Regions from separate parts of the Mus musculus genome. Here region 2 is linked to region 1. A link is a loop called in an ENCODE intact Hi-C map of the cell type or tissue named here. Cell type or tissue: heart. All regions are shown on one strand. Links, peaks and the distances in the headings refer to the core of each region. The heading gives the core; the rest is flanking DNA.

What was found. Hi-C counts contacts between places; a loop is a spot of excess contacts. Peaks named below come from ENCODE experiments on the same cell type or tissue, not always from the same donor. Only the 100,000 strongest peaks of a DNase experiment are listed, where the experiment ranks them.
Region 2: a loop joins it to region 1, with 4 times the contacts of the local background. A loop is called at or near these places in 9 of 42 quality-filtered maps.

The regions. Positions count from the first base shown.
Region 1 is chr5:127,230,706-127,240,380 of GRCm38, forward strand. No RefSeq gene overlaps it. Among named protein-coding and RNA genes, the nearest start is that of 4930548G05Rik, 5.0 kb to the left of the region's middle. In heart, for the core only: a CTCF peak has its summit at 4,788 (motif pointing right); a DNase peak (open chromatin) is centred at 4,786; H3K4me3 peaks cover 435 bases; H3K27me3 peaks cover 906 bases.
Region 2 is chr5:127,330,530-127,340,204 of GRCm38, forward strand. All of the region lies in intron 1 of Tmem132c (transmembrane protein 132C), which reads left to right. Among named protein-coding and RNA genes, the nearest start is that of Tmem132cos, 54 kb to the left of the region's middle. In heart, for the core only: no CTCF peak of the experiment used is centred there; a DNase peak (open chromatin) is centred at 5,632; H3K4me3 peaks cover 692 bases; H3K27ac peaks cover 1,412 bases.

The DNA.
Region 1 (9,675 bases), core at 3,737-6,236:
TAGACCACTTTTAAGTGTAACTTGGAACCAACCGCCTAGCAAGCATAATTATAGCTCGAAGCTTCTATTTATCAAAGAATATAATACAATCATGGGCCAGTATCTCGGTCTAAGGACAATACCTAGGATTAAGATCTGGAAGTCACTTTTTGGGGCCTTAGTCTGTCAACAAACAGCCTCCTCTGCCACATACTTCTATCACCACGGGGATCTTTGTCCCTTGTCCCAGGGAATGAAGCCAATTCACCACAGGCTAGACCATCTGAAATCACAATAACCCTTTCCTATGCCATGGTACTTCTGTTAGGTCACAGAAACCCCAGTGTGAATGATAACCCCAACATGGGCTGTATGCATTCTTAAACAGAGGAAGTGAAACCCCTGTCTCTTGGCCCATTCTCTTTTTCCCTTGGAGAAGAGGGAAGACACCATTCTCTTGGATTCTGGACTCAGCTGCTGGCTCCACCCACCCATAGCTGGCTCCACCCACCTATATTAGCTGGCTCCACCCACCTATTCTAGACTTAGTTTTCCTGCTGCTTCGCTCTGCACATCTGAATTCAAAAGGCCAACTCGCTCAGCAAATTGCAGCATCTTGCTCTCTGCGTTTGCCAGCAGGACGCTTAACGAGGTCAGACAGGTAATGCGATTTCCGTGCGCTCGTGAGCCGTCTGAGCAAAACGGTCCTTGATCAGATTTCTATTTCATGAAGTACCTCAGCATATTGACCCAATGGGAACTTCCCTTTTCATGGGAGCAAGGACTTTTCCACTCCGGTTTGGTTTGTGTAATGGAGTGGAGAGCTTTTGTCTTGAGACAGAGCCCAGCGCTGGGTACCTTGCATGCTTGCTTTGCCTCTCGTCTCTGTACGGTTGGAAAGGACTGAATCACAGTTCGGCTCTGTAACTCATAGGGAAAGGAAGCTGTGTGTATAATGTAACCCTAAAACCAAACCCCCGGGACGGAGCCTGTTCCCTCATTCAGAACGTTGTCTATTAAACGTTATTAGTGATTGTCCTAAAAGAGATAGGAGCTGGGCTCACACCCCTGATTACATAGTCATGTACACAAAGCCCACCTTTAATCAGGGGAAGATCGCAAAACGCTAGAGACCATAGCTAAGGGCACCTTAAAGGATGCTCTATTCACCCGGTTACAAGGCCACACCAACTGAGCAGATGGATGACCTGATGGGACCCAGAGAAGATAAGAAATTGGAGACTGAACTCGGAGCCCCACACAGCTGAGCAAGCTGGCTGGTGCCTGCAGTTCTGATGACTGATTTGTGGCACAGGCTGACCCTGTGGAGTTGGCAATCCCGGGCCACTTGGACAGACATCCAAGGCTCTGCTGGGTCATTTCTCTTTCATGGTGGTGTCTAGATGTGGTGTAACAGTGCAAATGAGTTGGAATTTGAGACCTGTCCGCTATATCAAACTTTCGCTCAAGAGTACCTCAGGAAAGGACAGACAGACACACAGACACACAGACACACAAACCCAGCATCCATATAGCTGCATAACAGACCAAGGCTCACTGTGCCAACTCAGCTGTGTGCTCTGAGGCAAGAGGCTGCCAGTCTCTGAACCTCAGTTTTATCATCTGCACAATGGGACAGGACAGTGCACCTGCAGGTGGGTAAAGTCTACTGTGTCCTTAAAGTGTGTAAACAGGCTCTCTCTTCTTCTCCCCTCATCTCTGTCTAGATTCCTGCCATGACAAGTAGTCTCAGGGAAGCCTGACACTCTAATCCCTGATCTACCTATAAACAGAACCCTGGGAGGTCAGATAACAGCAAGTGGGCAATGCAATTCCTTCCAAGCCCAAAGCTCTGAGTTCAATCCCCGGGGCCCACAGGGTGGAGAAAGAGGACACATTTTTGCAAGTTGTCCTCTAACCTCCCCGGTACACTGTGTGACACACACTCACCTACAATAAATAACAAAAGCATTAGTTTCTTCTTTCCTTTTTTAAGAAAAGAAACATGCATTAGTTTCTTCTTTCCTTTTTTAAGAAAAGAAACATTTTGGCTGAACCATAGGAAACTAGGCATAAAGGAACTACCTCACCACAATTCTCAGGGGCGGGGGTGGCGGGGTGGAAGGGGTGGTTATAACTTTGGATGTTTTGTTGTTTTCTAAGCTTTGTTGACTTTCTGTTTGGGGGAATTGTTTTTCTGTTTTGTTTTGTTTTTAATAATTTCCCCCTCTTCTGTTTTCTCCCCTTCTTTCTGTTTTCTGTAAATGTCCTACTGTCTTCTCAGGGTGAGCTCTATTTCAAGGATTTTAGGTCTTGCCTTTCTGCCATAAAATATTAAAAATTGCAAGTTCCTTTCCTGACAGGTTTTACTCCACAACACCTTCTACAGGTGCCATTGTCTGGATCCGTCGTCCTGCACTTTAAAATCATGTCTACATTCCCTTGGGACTGTAAGTTAGTTAAAAGTTAACTGATTTCCAAACTCTCTGCTCTTGCAAGATATTATTATGAGTTTCTTGGGGTAGGGAGGGGTTGGCAGGTAGCACGTCCTAAACCATGTGGAGCCTTTTAAATCACTGTTTGTGTGCTCGCTGAATGCTGGTTCAGCAGTTAAGAGCACTAACTGCTGCTCCAAAGGTCCTGAGTTCAATTTCCAGCAACTACATGGTGGCTCACAACTATCTATAGTGGAATCCAATATGCTCTTCTGGTGTGTCTGAAGACAGCTACAATGTACTCATATAAATAAAATAAATAAATCTTTAAAAATAAATAAGTCTTTTTCTTAAAAAAAGATGCTCACCATTGTTTTTTTGTTTTGTTTTGTTTTTAAAAAAGAGGTTGCCATGTGTGCTTACAAACAACTTGTGTTTCTTGGCTCTTCTAGGTGGCGTTTTCTGATTATCAATTGAATGAAAGTATTTGATAATAGCATACAAATCATTGTGTCTGCTCACACAGAGGTAGACAGAAATGATTAAGATATAGGTGATATGTATTGATACATAGAGAGATGATATGTAAAGTATAGATGGGAAATAGATGATTTATAGATGACAGATAGATACACATATGTTGATATATAAATATGGTGAGACATGATAGATGGATGGATAGATAAATAGGCAATGGATGATAGACATATGGGAGAGAACTATTATTTTCATTACTGGTGGTGAGGGTTTGAATTCTCCAGCAGGAATTTTACAATGTTCCCATCTTAATTTTGTTCTATTTTTGTTTGATGTGGTTTGAGCCTTTGTTGCTGAGTTCGTGTATATTTGTGATATTATATAATCCCCTCCACTTGACACTTTTCACATTATACAACAATATAAGTCTTTTAAAATTGTTTATTTTGTATTTTGAGTGAGTGTCTGTGCACCAGATACATGTAGTACTTGTAAAGGCCAGAAGAGAAGGTAGAATCCTCTGGAACTGGAGTTGTAGACATCTGTGAGCCACCAAGTGGGTGCTAGAAATTGAACCTGGGTCCTCTGTAAGAGCAACAAATGCTCTTAACCACTGAGCCATCTCTCCAGCCCCTTGACAGATCTTTGTACCTGGTTATATTTCCTTTGTTTAGTCTATTTTATCTGCTACCAAAATAGTCATTCCAGAGACTCAGTATTTTTATATGCAGCAGAATAGCATTCATTTTCTTTTCCAATTTTTTAGTACAATTTATTTGAGTTATGAAAAGTCTTGTGGGTTTTGGATATCGTCAACCCAGCTTTCATGCCCTTTAGCTACACGTCCTGGGATCTTCCCCATGCAAATTGAACCGTGAATCATTCAAGGACTTGTAAAAAGTCTATCCAGGAATTCATTTGTCTTCCCGCTGTTTCTTTGTTCAAATTCTTCCTTATGTTTTGGGGACTTTAATTGATGCCAAACTCTGTCCCTGGCCCTTTAAGCCTTAAAGGGTTGGCTTCTGCTCTTCTCCCTTCCTGGGACCTGCAGCAGCTGGTTGCTAGGAGAAAGGTACTGATGACAAGAGGCCAACTCCCTCTGTGCCTCTTCCTTCTTCCAAGTGTCAGCTCCCATCTATAGGTGGCTGCCTGCTTTATATTTCATGCAGTATTCATTGGTGTTTCCTGGCTAGGTCCAGGAAAGTGCTCGTTTATGCTCACCAGAATATGCACCTTCCCTGGTCACCGCTCTTTGTTCGTTCTCCCCCTGTGGCCATTCTCCCCCTGTGGCTACACAGTTCAGTCTGTTATCAAGCTGGGCTCCTCCTGAGTCTCTCACAAGCACTTCTAGGAAGCCGGGAGGTGGGCTTTGCTTATCCTCCGACGCCCCCTTCTGGTTCATTTTTCTCCATCTCTCCCTCAGCATTCAGGGTCTCAACCTATGTGCTTATTGTTTTTGCTTCAGACAGAACCTGGCCTAATACTATAGCATGGGAACGGAGCCCATCACTAAATAGAAAGACCACAGAAACAATCCTTGGTCCCTGCTTGTATTATGAGCCAACAGACTACGAAAGAAACCCCATTCCCTCCTCGTTCTCTTGCCTTGCTCCTGGTCCAGCTATCCTGAACCTTGATCTCTATACCGGGGTTACCGTAGTAACCACTGTCTCCTAAAGCGTTTTAGGGATGGGCCTCCCCAAGGCCCTCTTATTGAGTCCGACATAAAGGGCCAGTGACGCTCAGAACTGCCTCTCAGGGACAAAGTTTGGTACTACTGAACTGGGAGACCCCTCTCTGAAGTGTCACTCTGCGCAGACCCAGAAATCTGAACCTTTTCTGTGATCCACCCCCACCCCACCCCCTTGCCTGCAGCTAACGGCAGTCATTGCCACTAGGGGGCGCTGCTGACCCTGGAACTGTCTGCGGGCTGGCTGGGTTTCGATCTGAACTATTCCTCACACGAATTAAGGGCAATTGCATTGCCTTGTTCCAGCTGTCAAAACAGCACGACTTTAGTGGGGTTCCTTCGAAGCTCAATCTTTTAAACAGGCTACCAGAGTCTTGCGGGACATTAAGAGCGATATCGTAGCTCTAACTAAAGCTTACAGGTTCTTTGAGTCGAAGAAATGTGGTTGCAAGTAGCTTGCCCTAGGCCACGGGTTACACGTGTCCCTTATAAATCTACGGTTGACGAGCGACGTCATAACCCAGTTGCCTTCATTGCCTGCTGGGAGGGGAGCTGACAGATTATAATTGTGCTGTGTAATGTCGTATCGGTGGCTATGTTTGAACTGATTTTTTCCCCAATAAATATTCAAAACGTAGGTTTTTATGAGTTGTGAGTGTTCCGTTGAGAAACAAAAGCAAAGCCATCAGAAAACAGAGCGAAATCGGTGTCACAGTAAACCTTGGGGGTCTCGGCACTGAAGCCTGAAGAGTTAGTGCAGACTTTGCTTGGATTATGAAATGGAGTGCATCTAATATGTCCGGAGTCATAACCACCTCTCTCCCTCCCTCCCTCCCTTCCTCCCTCCTTCCTTCCCTCCCTCTTTCCCAGCCTCCAACTTGCACCCTCCTTCCAACACATCTTCCTTTCAACTCCATGTCCTTCTTTTTATATTTTTACAGCCCATGAAGTTCAATTTGTGCCCTCTATGTACATGGGGGCTGAATCACTCTCCCTATTTCAGAAGACACCAGCCGCCATTAACTCCTCCACTCCGGGTCAGTACTGGCAACCTCCTCTCTCAGTGCTGGAATTTCTAACTGGTTTTATCCAGATCACTCTTTATATGCCTTGCTCTCCCAGGGGGGCTCCCTGCAGGCAAGGGCCTTGATCATCATAATCACTCAAGAGTTACTTAAGAAATAATAGACGACCAGTCATAAACAGTCATTCCTGCCTGCAGAATCCCATGATCCCTTGGACCAGGGCTATAGCTAGGTGAATGTCACTCCACACACATCCGTGGCAGGTGTCTGGGCTGAAATGGGTTACACTATGGTGCAGTAAACAGGTAATCCTCAAATCCTGCTGACTTCCAAGTCCAGACGTCTGTCCCTCTTCCCATGTTTTAGGTTCCTCAGTGTTTAGCAGGAAACTGTTCTTTGGGGTTCCTCAGGAACCTGATGCTGGGATAGCTAGTGACTTGACCAGTCCTGTCCAAACACTGGGCCCACTATGCACTGGGTAAGTACTCTGAGCTGACTTCATCAAAAACAGTCCAGTCTCCTGTTTCTGAGAAGACGTCACGTGATCGGTTTGCTCAGTGTGGTGGCTTATTAAAAAGCAGAAAAGAGTTAGCTCTGATGAAACTTCTGGAAACTGTGGTTCGGATAATGGGAAGGTAACTAAGTAGGTAAGGAGCTAGATAAAGAAATTATTAATCAAAGGACCTGTTCCCCGGACCACCCCACCCTACCTGGAGGCTTTTGAGAAATGCAGGGAAGAGGCCAGCAGACCTTCAGCTCCACAGAGCGAGAATCAACGTCTTAAGAAGGCCCCAGTGGAATGTGAAGAACAATGGCTGAGGACAGTTTAGTTAGTGAAGGAGTCCTCTAGCCAGAGTGCTCCGGTTAGAATCCCAGCTCTGACATTTTGCAGCTTCCGGACACTGGACAAAAATCCCTCCGTTCTCCATCCGTTATCTGAAAGGATTCACTGTAAAGTTAATCGTGTCCAAATACTTCTGAACAAGAGATGGTGAAGCTGGTAAGGATGGTGGTGGTGGTGATGACGGTGATGCAGAAAATGCACTTAAAGAAATGCATCATCGTTCATCTTTGTAAACTAATCTCGAGTGTACCGACCTGCTTCCTATAGTAAATGAACATCAGTCTCTCTTGAATCAAGGGGCGAGCAGAGTATTAGCTCTGTACATTTTATGGGATAAGGCAAGAAGAGAAGTGATGTATCCAACAGGCATATATGGGACATTGGGGAAGGGTAGAGAGAGGAATCTGGTGTGTTCACAGGTGGGAGCTATGTACACCTTACACCTCACTGGAGAAGCCAAGCCCACATTCCCATCAAGAGATAGTCAGCTATTTAGAGACCGAGTTAGCATGAGGGTCTGGGAGTCTGTCAGTAACACTGTCATAGAATAATCATGTTTTAATGTTGGAAAAAGAACTCTCTAAGTAGTGAAAGGAATTGCACAAAGACCCCCCACCTGTCTCAAATAAGTTCTCTAACAAGAGTCTTCTGGTTCACCCCGGGTGCTTGCAGAATTATCATCACCATCAGCAATGCTCACTAAATGAGCTAAAGACAAAGCATTTCCTTCTCAGATTCATCATCAGTAAAACGGACACTTAATCCATAGGTCCAGGCCTGATTCTTTTGGAGATAGTGGCCTGCCCTGCACACACAGCTTCTAGCAGGGCTGGGAATACAGAGCTGAGCAGGCTGGAGAAACGTCAGAGAGAAGAATCATCCAGTAAACAGGGAAATGAGCCAGGGGGCACCACTAAGTGCCCAGAGGGTGGTCCCTAAATAGTTGTGTCCTTACTGTGTGGTCCAAGGTAGGGCTTCTTCTGTCACTCAGGGAGGGAGGGAGGGAGGGAGGGAGGGAGGGAGGGAGAGGAGAGGGAGAAGGTCCTAGTTTTATGTTCCAGCCTCTGCATCCCTCCTCCTCAGCCTAGAGCTTGCTTCATGGAGACAAGTTATCAGACTTGGTATCAACTAAGTGGTGTTGTAACTCACAGCAGGGGACATCAAATGTTTAGAAAACTGATCTTACATTTCATTTGTGATGCTTGAGGTACATCCGTGTGGTGTATGTGTGGAGGTCAGAGGATACCTGGCCTGTGAGAGTCGGATCTATCCTTCTGCTGTGTTGTCCTGAGGCTTGAACTCAGGTCCTAGGGCTAGCCTTTCACTAGCAGAACCAACTCTCTGAATGGAAAGTTGATTTTCACAGCAATGGTGTAACCTTCTCTATGAGCCTGTTTCCTAATCGGCGGCCTGTGCTGCTAGAATTTCCCCCCAACTCCATACAGAGAAACCTCAGATACACGGATGCTCAAGACGCTCTCACAATAGCACAGATCTATCAATTGTTCCCTCCTCCCTTCTGCATCCCACTGTGAGTCAGTCCTCCCCAGACACATCCAGTCCTCCCCAGATAAATCCAGTGGTTCTCACCACACCCCCTGGCATCCTCGGCTGCCCCTGGGGCCACACTCTACCCAGGCCTGGCCTTGTTTCTCACTGTGGATTTTCCTAAAAGTCCTCTGCTTGCCTACCTCCATTCATCATCATGAAACCTGTCCCCTCCCCCACAACTGCACTTTCCCTGAAGGCTGTACTGAAAGTCAACAACTCCTAACAGACTGCCTTAGTCATCCTCCCTAGAGCTCCTGTCTACCACAGGAGAAAAGATCCGAGTTTAGGACCGTCATTGCTGTGACAAAATACTTGACCGAAGGAAGTTAAGAGAGAAAAAGGGTTATCCTGGCTCACAGTTTTAAGGAATACAGTTCATCGTGGTGGAGCCAGGGAGGCATGGCAGCAGGAGCGTGAGGCAGCTGGTAACATTGTATCCACAGTCAGGAAGCAGAGAGAGATGGATGCTGGTGCTCAGCTCACTATTTCCTTTTTATTCAGTCTGAGATACCACCCCACAGGATGGTATTGCCCACATTCAAGGTGGGTCTTCCCTCCACAGGTAAAGCAATTTAGAAACCCTCTCATAGACATACCAGAGGCTTGTTTCCATGAGAGTCTAAATTCCAACCAGCTGTCAATCAAGGATAACCATCAGGGGACCTTGGTCTAGTCTACTCTCAGAACCCTCTAAGAAACTGGCTGGTAACTGGAAACTGTTTGCTGAATGGCTGAATGACATGTGGAATTCTAAGGGTCATTGCGATGTGTCTGCGAACATGAGCCTAACATGTCTTTTATTTTTCTTCCTTCCTTGTTTTCTGTGTCAACCAATAAGCACCAAGAGTCAAGACCCTGTTTGTTTTGCAAGCTGACCACGGCTGCTTTTACGAGGCCAATCTATAGCCATTCTTGTCTTACCCTCAGTAACACTGGCTCATTTAATGTATAGCATAGCAATACAGAGACATACACCCTGCCTGGAAGCAGACAGCACAAGCTGCTCTAAGCCGCACCAACAAGCTCCATACCCCGTCCATTTAAGATTTCAGCATGAACAAAACAAATCTAAAAAGTGGCCTCTTCCACTTAGAAGCCCTGGGCACATGTGGAGGCCTCCTGCCAATAACTCTGCCCTCCTATAAATCATATTAATTGTCTCCATGTGCCCGCAGCCTATGGGGAGTTTCGCAATACCCTTTGAGGAGATTAGTGGTCTCTGGTGTCGCTTATGAGACTCAGGCGAGCATCTGGAAGCAATTTCAGTTAAAGAATTAATGATTTTGAGGTTCAATAATACAGGACTTTAAAAAAATAAATAAATACAGGAAACTTTGTTAGCCAGGGGGGAACCTGCGGGTTTCCCAAGATAAAGGGACCAAGGATCCTCTCTCCCATGTGTTTGTTGGATTTAAGTCACGTGGCAGATTAAAGGAAGTCTTAAAGCGGAGCTTGCAAAAGGAAAACTCTCTTTACTTAGGTCTCCTTCTGTTTGTTCTGGAGGCATCAGGAAGGGAGATGTATCTAAGGTTCAAGAGATTGGAGGACATGACAGTAGGTGCCCATATGGTGATTCAGGGTGTAGATGTGGAGGTGAGAACCCCTTGGGGTTTTAAATTCTTGTTCCTATTATTGAACGGGAGATAGTGGATGAAACAAACTCCATCCCTCAGT
Region 2 (9,675 bases), core at 4,074-6,573, 100 kb after region 1:
GGTTTCTTCTCTGGACATAGGACAGAGGAGTATGAGCTGAGCCTCTGATTACAAAAGGTGACCTCGAACCCGAGTCAGGAGCAGAGGCTGGAGTTTGTTGACTGTCAAGTTTCATTGTAAAGGCAGAGGAAAGGTTCACTCTGGAATATGGGAGAATATACCAGGGACTCACAGGGGAGCGTGTGATCTCTGGTGAGGTTCTGTCTGCTGAGGATTTGGGCAGTTGTGAACATGAGTAAAGAGGGGCTGGGTACGAACATGAGGATGCTGGCCCTGCATGAGGGATGTCCAGCTTGGCCTCCATTCTCATTGATTTGGCTTAAATCAGACAAGCAGTTAGCTTTAAAAATAAAACCCGAGGGCTGGGAAGATGTCTCAGTGGGTAAATTGCTTGCTGCACAAACATGAGGATCTGAGTTTGGGTTCCCAGCATCCACATAACAAGCTAGAGGAGGCAGCACATATCTGTAATCCCAGTGCGGAAGGATGAAGACAGGAGGAGCCCTAAGACTTGTTGGCTAGCCAGCCTACTTGTATCCGTGAGCTCCAGGTTCAGCAAGAAACCCTGTCTTAAAAAAAATAATAATAAATAGGTGAAGAACAACTGAAGAAGATACCAAATGTCAGATTCTAGCCTCCACATGCATGTATGTATACAGAAACATGTGTACACGTGGCCTTGCACATGCATGCACGTGTGCCTGCATACATATACCACATACATAGCACACACCATACACAGACACACAAATGATGCCTGAATCATGGGCTCTGGAATCTGACTTTCTAATTTGAATCTGGTTTTGTGTGTGTGTGTGTGTGTGTGTGTGTGTGTGTGTGTGTGTATACACAAAGGCTGTTATTTCTTTTTTCTTTTCCTTTTTTCTTTTCTTTTCTTTTCTTTTCTTTTCTTTTCTTTTCTTTTCTTTCTTCTTCTTCTTCTTCTTCTTCTTGTTGTTGTTGTTGTTGTTGTTGTTGTTGTTGTTGTTGTTGTTGTTTTTCGAGACAGGGTTTCTCTGTATATATACCCCTGGCTGTCCTGGAACTCACTCTGTAGACCAGGCTGGCCTCAAACTCAGAAATCTGCCTGCCTCTGCCTCCCAAGTGCTAGGATCAAAGGCGTGCGCCACCACTGCCCCACAAAGGCTGCATTTCTAAATGAGGTCATTTTACAGGTACTAGGACTTAAGACTTGGACATATCATTTATAAGGCATGATGATCCCAGGGAGTGAGACCCAGGCAACATATTGGGATGGGGTTGGGTCAGACATTGTAAGCAAGGTAACAAATGTAGCCTGGTGATGAATTTTGAGTCATCAACAGGTACAACAGCTCCAAAGAGAGCAAGGAAGAATGCTGGGCCCACTGGGTAAGGAGTGAAGGCAGGGTAGGGAGTATGGGGTGGGGAAGGAAAATGGTTTAGGGGCCAGACACACGCTGCTGGGCTCAGAGGTGGCCAGGAGCACATTGGCCTTAGGGAGTTGTGAGGAGAGGACTTCAGAGCTCTGAGTTGGGTTTGTGCTGTTTTTTTCTGGCTTCCTGTTTGGAGGAGGCTGTCTGCACAGCGTTGGCTCCGCAGCTGTTAATTGGCAGGAAGCGATAATCACGCAAGAATGGCTGAAATCATCAGTTAGGGATCTTGTTTTTTTGGAAGTAAGTGAAATCCTGAGATAGCCTGCCCTAATTATTTCCTGGCTTAAAGAAACCAGGTGCATTGAAGACATTTTTTTTTCCTCTTCTGATTTATGGAGGTCTTAGGGTCTGAGTTTTGAAAGTGCTGAGGGAATGAAGTTCTGGGTGTCGTCCTAGGAATACAAAACTTTTCTATATATCTCACGATAAAAATCTCTTCGATTAGCTTATCTAAATTCTGACAAGTTAAAATGTGTCCTAGATTTTTTTTTGTTGTTTCTGTAGGTACCAGTTTAAATATTTCATTACGTCTATTGGGGGGGGGGTGTATGTGTGTTCTCATGCATGCACACATGTGCGTGTGTATTCCTGGCACAGGTGGAGAGCAGAGGACAAGTTTCAGGAATCATCTTCTGCCATCTGGGATTGAACTCAGGTCATAGGGCTAGGCTGCAGACCCCTTTACCCACTGAACCTTCTCTCTGGCCCTTCAACTTTAAATGTCAAAGAATTATGTAATATTTACTACTACTGCCAAAGAGAATGGATGAACCACAGGCTGAGAGAGGTATGGAGGGTCTCCTGTCTTAAAAGACCGTTCTTCCTCCCTGGCCTTCTGTATTAGTCAGGGTTCTCTAGAGTCACAGAACTTATGGGTGGTCTCTGTATAGTAAAGGAATTTGTTGATGACTTACAGTCTGCAGTCCAACTCCCAAAAGTGGTCAGCAGCAGCTGTGAATGGAAGTCCAAGGATCTAGCAGTTGCTCAGTCCCACAAGGCAAGCAGTTGAAGGAGTGAGAGACTTCCTTCTTCCAATGTCCTTATGTAGGTCTCCAGCAGAAGGTGTGGCCCAGATGCCACCACACCATTAATCCCAGATGACATTGAACTTGGAGATCTCCCTATCTTAATCTTCTGGAATTCATAGCCACCATGCCTCAAGATCTTCATACCAAGATCCAGGTCAGAAACTTGTATCTCCCAGCCTCCAGATTAGCATCACTAGTGAGCCTTCCAATTCTGGATTGTAGTTCATTCCAGATATAGTCAAGTTGAGAACCAGGAATAGCCACTACACCTTCTACCTGTTGAACTCCTCTTCATGTGCACTGGCTTTTACATGGTGCTCCAACATGGACCCCAGGCCTGCCAATGTGTATTGGCATTCAGCTGTAGAAACCACTTTCTCCTTTCTCTCTTGTGGGAGAGACCTGTTGGACCCACAGAACTAAAGGAGCATCCTACCATTCTTCACAGCATTCCCGAGGATGATGGCCCAAGGAGATAACAGGCTAGGCTTTTGCTTTTAGTACTACCCACCTACCACAAGGGACATGATTCCACTGGGCTGTGGGTGGATGTTCTTCAGAGACGCGACTTGGTAGATGGAGGTGAGACACCTGTAACGTTTGTTGGAAAGAGGGATGGAATGAAGCGGAGTTTCACGGGGTAGGAGGGAAACACACAGGGTACTCTCTGCATTACAAAATTATAATTTTGGTCAGAAGAGGTGTGTGTGTGTGTGTGTGTGTAGGTAGGTAGGTAGGTAGATAGGTGTGTTTGTGTCTTGACTAGGTGTGTAAATGCACAGCTACCTTAATCATGATGAAGATGCTTCAAGCTATGGGATACACGTAAATAGTTTAAAAGCTATAAACCTAGGATCCATGAATCTCTCCTAACTATTGCAGCTGGGGCAGAGAACAGACAGCTCATCCCCCCACCCCCACCCCGCTCAGAAATTTTTTATCAGTTTTTTTAAAAAGATTTATTTATTTTTATTCCACATATATGAGAGTCTTGCTGGCATTTATATCTGGGCACACATGTGTGCCTGATATTCATGGAGGTCAAAGAGGACATCAGAACCCAGCAACTTACTGTTATAGTCTCTGTAAGGTTTTCTCAGATGACCATTTTGAAATTACATCAACCCTCCGCCCCTCTGGTTTGACCTCTTCTTCCAACACAGGGAAAGTTCCAGAAAGACAAGTGTGTTTTTCTCTTTGTTTGCTCTTCTTCTATTTCTAGAGTGGTACCTGGTGCACAGTGGGTCCCTGGGGACTCTACAGAGGCCTGAGTGGCAGGCCTCTTGGTCCATGTCACCAGCATGGGAAGATAATGAAAATATACATAAAGCCACAGCACAGAATGTTAAAAACCTGAAAATCTCTCTGTTTCATTTCCCGGTGCTTCTGTATTTTACCCACAATGCCTTGGGTGTCATCATACACAGGACATGTGGCACAGGTGGTCATATAGTGATAAAATTGTAGTGTTTGGATGGGTCGCCCATCTTTTCCAGTGCAGACACACCGGTAAAGAACATGACTGTGGTTATTCATGCCCGTGGTTCCCCGACATCCACATGAATGATGACTTAGTATAAACAGAGTCATCACTCCAAGAGAAATGGAGTCAAGTTCCTGTCACCCTGTGACAGCCATTTTCCCCGGTAGACACAACTGAAGGGAGGAAGATTTGTTTGGGTTTTGACAGGGTGGAGTCCATCATGGCAGAAAAGGCACGGTGACAGGAACAGGGGGCTGCCTGCTCACAGTTTGGCTGATCAGAAGAGGGAGCTCAGACCAGACATGGGGTGAACCCATTGTGACTCTCAAGCCCCACTTCTGTGCCTCTGCATCTTCCGGCTGAATCCTGTCCGTGTCTTAAAGGTTTCAGGATCACTCAAAACAGTGCTACCAGTTGGGGTGTCAAATGTTCAAACATGGGAGCCTCTGAGAAACCAAAATACACACATGGCACAATCAACTGTCGTACATACCCTATTTGTATACATATTAATGATTCTTTCTCCCATCTGTTTGGTTGTTTGTGATTGTTTTCTGGTGTTTTGAGACAGTGTCTCTTGTAACCCAGGCTGGCTGGTGACTCACTCACTTTCTTGACCTCCTGACCCTCCTGTTTCTATTTCCATATATGAAGTCACTGGAGTTACTACTTTCTATTGATTTATTCACATTGAACTTTCAGGAAAACTCTCTGAGCCTATGCCTGACCAGAGCTCATCTTCACTGCATCATTTCTGCAGGGTACACCACACCCTCCCGGCACTTAGAGGGCATGCCAATGGCTCAGAGCTGCACCTTGGTACATTTTAGACAAGAAGATTGCCCCTCCCACCAGGAAAGCACACATAGAAGCCTTGTGGCACAGTGATCACCAATAGGAGGCTGAGGCACGAAGATCACTAGTTCAAGGCTAGCCTCAGCTGCAGGGTGAGTTTTAAGGCAGCCTGGGTGACTTGGTAAGACAATTTCTCAAACTGAAATATAAGAAGAAGGGTCAGTGGTAGAGGGCCTAGTGTGTGTGTGATCCCCATAGTTCTTGGTAGGGGGAAGGGTGCAAAAGCCAAAATCCTGGCTTTAAAGTGTGTCTGAAAAGAATTGCTGGTTGTATCCAGGATGAGAGCTAAAGGAAGCAGGGGGCAAGCAGACCAGTGTTTGGCCTCAGTTGGGAACAGCACAAGTGCCTTCAGCTTTAAAATGTTCCCCTCACTGCCTTGTTGGAGAACGACCATCAAAGTCCCTTCTTGCCCCTGGAGTGTTGGTGTACTTTAGCATATAGATGGATCTAATACCTGAACCTGTAAGTGGCCCGGACAGGCTATTAGGTACAGCTCTGCTAAGCAGGGGAAGTCACCCAGGGCTGCTTCTGTTTGTGGAGAAAGCATTTAAGAATCTCATCTAAGCACTCAAAGGATTCATTTGTTCACTCTGGGTGTTCTTTTGAAAGTGCTCAAAATAATTTAATAATAATTTCTATTCCTATGTTTATTTATTTTGTTTGTTTGTGTGTGTGTGTGTGTGTGTGTGTGTGTGTGTGTGTGTGTAAAAGACAGGGCACCTTTTCTTAGTCCCCTTCTGGTAGACCCTGTGGGGAGTGCTACTCTGGCTTTGCTATCTGAAGGCCCAGTTCCCAGCAGATTCTGGAAGACAGACAGTCCACCAGTCCACGAAACTGTCCAGCTGGGAGGCTGGCCGGGGTGTTTCATACCAGGACAGCCACAAAGAGCAGCTTTGAGGGATGAGACATCTGTCAGCTTGAAATAATGCCAGAAGCAAGACACCAGCTTCAGAGAGAACGGCTCAGGAGAGCCTCCGCCCCCACCCCTGTCCCCGCCCCCCGCCCCTCCCAATCAGCCGCCAAATGTGAAGGCTTCATCCAACACACCTCTTAAAAGGGAAGGGGGTTTGTTCTTAAGATTTGAGTGACTCTGAAGGAGGGACATTCTCCAGTTTCCTCTCTTTGTCTAGTGAAGCCCTGTTGCAACACTCCTCCCTGCAAAGACACCAGTTGTTTTTGTTTTGTTTTGTGTTGTTCATTTTTAAGAGAGAGAGAGAGAGAGAGTGTGTGTGAGTTTTAGCCACCCAAATAATGCATTAATACTGTCTTGGTAAAGTGCATTCCTCGTTGCTGGGCAACCTACCATCACTCTGTAATCCTCTGAGGCTGAGCTCCACAGTCCCCCCAGACTCTTTTTTTTTTTTTTTACAGCGCTCCACACGTGTGTGTGTGTGTGTGTGTGTGTGTGTGTGTGTGTGTGTGTGTGCGCGTGCCCGTAGGAAATGCAGAGCCTTCTTCCCGATTTTATGAAGTTAAAGTTAAAGGCTTTTCCTTGAAAACTGCAGCCACTCTGGGCAAAGTCATTTTTTGCTGCTTTGTAAAATATAAGGGGATCTGAAATCTGTGTGGCTGAATACAAACCCGATGATCAGGAGACAGCATCTGCAGGGGAGGAATGGCCACTCCCAGAAGCAGCCCTCATGCCCAGGAGACCAAAGTTTTCTTTTGAGTTAATTGGAGACAACTGAAACTCCCATCCTGCCCTGTGGTTAGCGGCTACTCCGTGGCACCAGTCTGCATCAACTGCACCTTTTCCAGTTCACTTGCATGTGCATGAGTGTGTGCAGTTGTGTATGGAGGTCAGAGGTCACTGCCAGGTGACATCTGTTGCTCTCCGCCTTGTGCCTTCAAAGAGGGTCTCTCGCTACTTAGGGAGCAGCTTACTTTTTGGCTAGACTGAGAGGCTGGTCAGCCCCAGGGATCCTCTGTCTGTGCCCTTGGCGCTGGGGTTAAAGGCACACTCCATCATGCCTGGCTTTTTATGTGGCTGCTGGGAATCCAAACCCAGGTCCTTAGGCTTTCCTGGAAAGCAGTTGGTAAACCAAGCAGGCTGTCTCTCCAGTTTGCTTTTAGTTGTGGGAAGCCCTCCAGGAACTTCTAAGAACGGAGTGGCAGGCAGGCTCCTTCCCCGCCCCATTAATGATCCGGCACGCATGATCACACGCACCCTGCCATTTTGACACTCAGATGCCTCCTCCTAAGCATCCAGCAGAAGTATTGGCAGAAATAATGTCGCCAGGTGTGGTAGCACACACCTTTACTTCCAGCCCTTGAGAGGGAGAGGCAGGTGAGTCGACATGAGTTCGAGGCCAAGCCTGGTCTACCAAGTCAATTCTAGGATAGCCAGGACTACACAGAGGAGAAAGCCCATCTTAAAACAACAACAACAACAACAACAACAAAAGTTGTTAACAATATTTATATTGTTAATATTTTTCTGCTAAAATGTGTGACAGTGTTTTCACTGTCTGGGGTGTTGTGATTTGAGTGAGAAGGATTTTCCCACAGGCTCATGTGTTGGAACACTTGGTCTCAGCTGATGGCGCTGTTTGGGGGCTTCTGGGAATCTCTAAGGGGCGGAGTCCGACTGGAGGAGGTGGGTCATTAAGATCATGTGTGGGAGCCTGTTCAGCTGGCCCACTGCTTCCTGAATGTGGATAAAATGTGACCAGCCAGCCTCCTGTTCTGACCACCATGCCCTCCCTGCTTCTGCCTCTATAACTAGGGCCCAGAGTAACCCCTCTCTCCCTCAGGTTTCATTTCTCACAGTGTTTTATTGAGGCTGAAGAGATGGCACAATAGTTAAGAGCACCGCTCTTCCAGGCAACCTGGGTTCAATTCCCAGCACCCACATGGCCGCTCACAGCTATCTGTAACTCCAGTTCCAGGGAACCTGACACCCTCAAACAGACATATATACAATAATTAAAGTGAGTTCTTAAAAAAGTTTTTAAAAAAGAAAGAAACTCAAACAGGTAGTTTGTGTTTCTATATGTGTGTGTCTTCTGTACATGCACTAGTATGTATATCTGTGTGTGTTTACATGTGTACATATGTATCCACATTTGTGTCTATATATGTGTTCATTGTGAGTATATATATGTATGCCTGAACATATCTGCATTATGTCTATACATGTGTACATGTGTACATGTATGTGTATATATATATATATATATATATGCATGTGTGTGTGTATATGCAGGTATATATGCCCGTGTGCATCTGTATGTGTGTCTATACATGGCCATATGTGTGTATATGTGTATGCTATCTGCATGTGTGTTTGTATGTATATATGTATGCCTGCACATGTACATTACTTTGTGCAATTGTGTGCATATGTAGCTGTGTGTATATATCTATGTACATGAGTTGTATATGTCTGTATGCCGTTGTTTGTTTATGTGTGTACTCATAAGCATGGTGTATGTGTACATACCTGTATCTATATGTATATATGTATCTGTATACATGTCATTGTGTGTCTTTTGTAGCTATTTATCCATGTGTGTGTGAGTATTGTGTTTACTTAGGTACATGTAGGTTCATTTTGCTGGCTACTTGCTGGTCATTTTTTTTTTCTATAGCAGTGAAATTAAGTAAAACTGAAACACATCTAGTACCAGGGCTCCAAGCCAGGCCCTCAGAAGGAATTCCCCAGCAGTTTCCCATGGTGCAGAGCCTCCCAGTTGACTGCGAAGAATCCAGTCAGATAAAGGCAGGTCAGATTAATGACACAAAGGCCCCCTGTGCCCACAATCACCTTAGCATTCCTCAGTTCAAAAGGAATTTCTCTCTCCAGCCACAGGGGGTTTCTGTTCCCCGCCTTGCTTTTGTGGAGTTTAGTTAGTCCCTCCCATGTGTGTATCCTTGGCTTGCTTGAATGAGTTTTTCCAGGAGGAAAAATCGCCCATAAAGACATAATTAAGGCAGGAAGGACTCAGGCGCCCAGGGAGAGAGAAAGCTAAGCCATGTTCCCGTTTTTCACCATTTGCATAGTTCTGCTGTGCTTCAAGCATCCTTGGATTTCAGTCTTCCCCTCACTAAGCAATGCTCCCCACCCCCATAGCGACATGTGTGGATTAGCTGAGGGGCTGTATCTCCTGAGCCATGAAGAGTATCAACCGGAATGCTTGCTTGGTTGACATGCTCTGGCCAGACTGTAGAACCAAAGCGTGATTTCAGCTAAGCTGCTCAGTTGAAAAGAAACAACCAAAACAAACACAAACAGGCATTACCCTACAGAATGAGTGGAGGCCGGCAGAGGCACAAACTCAGCTGCCACTCCTAAAGCTCAAATCGGACTTTTTTCCTTTTTGAAGGATAGAGAGTGAGTGTGTTGTATTTTCCTCTCTGGTGCTGTGGCGAATACCACACAACCAAAAACAACTTAGAGAAGGCACAGGTTTATTTTAGCTCATATATCACAGCCCATTACAGTGGGAAGTCAGGGCAGGAGCTTAAGGAGCAACTTGAGGCAGGAACCTTGGTGGGTACAGAGACTCTATGTCCATCTGCATTCCAGTGATGAGCTCTGTATTAGTCACTCACTTTGTGTGTGTCCAAAATCTAGCCTCAGGACCAGTGGACCCCTCATCATCTAAGCTGTATCTATTCATGTGCTCGGCCTGCATTATTCTTTTTTGAGGCTCCAAGTCCCTTCTTCCCTGCTCCTGGAGGGCTGGTGTTTACCTTACAGTTCTGTATCAACTCATGTAGGCTACATATGACTCATTTTTTACTAGTGTCTTCTTATAGCAGGGTAAGCAAGGTAGGTGTCTTTTCCTGTTGAAGCACACCCAAAGCTTTGCATGGAGTTGATGTTCGGATTCATGTGTGGAGAAATATAGCTGAGACTTGTGGAGTCTGGTGTGCAGGGGGCTATGGGGTG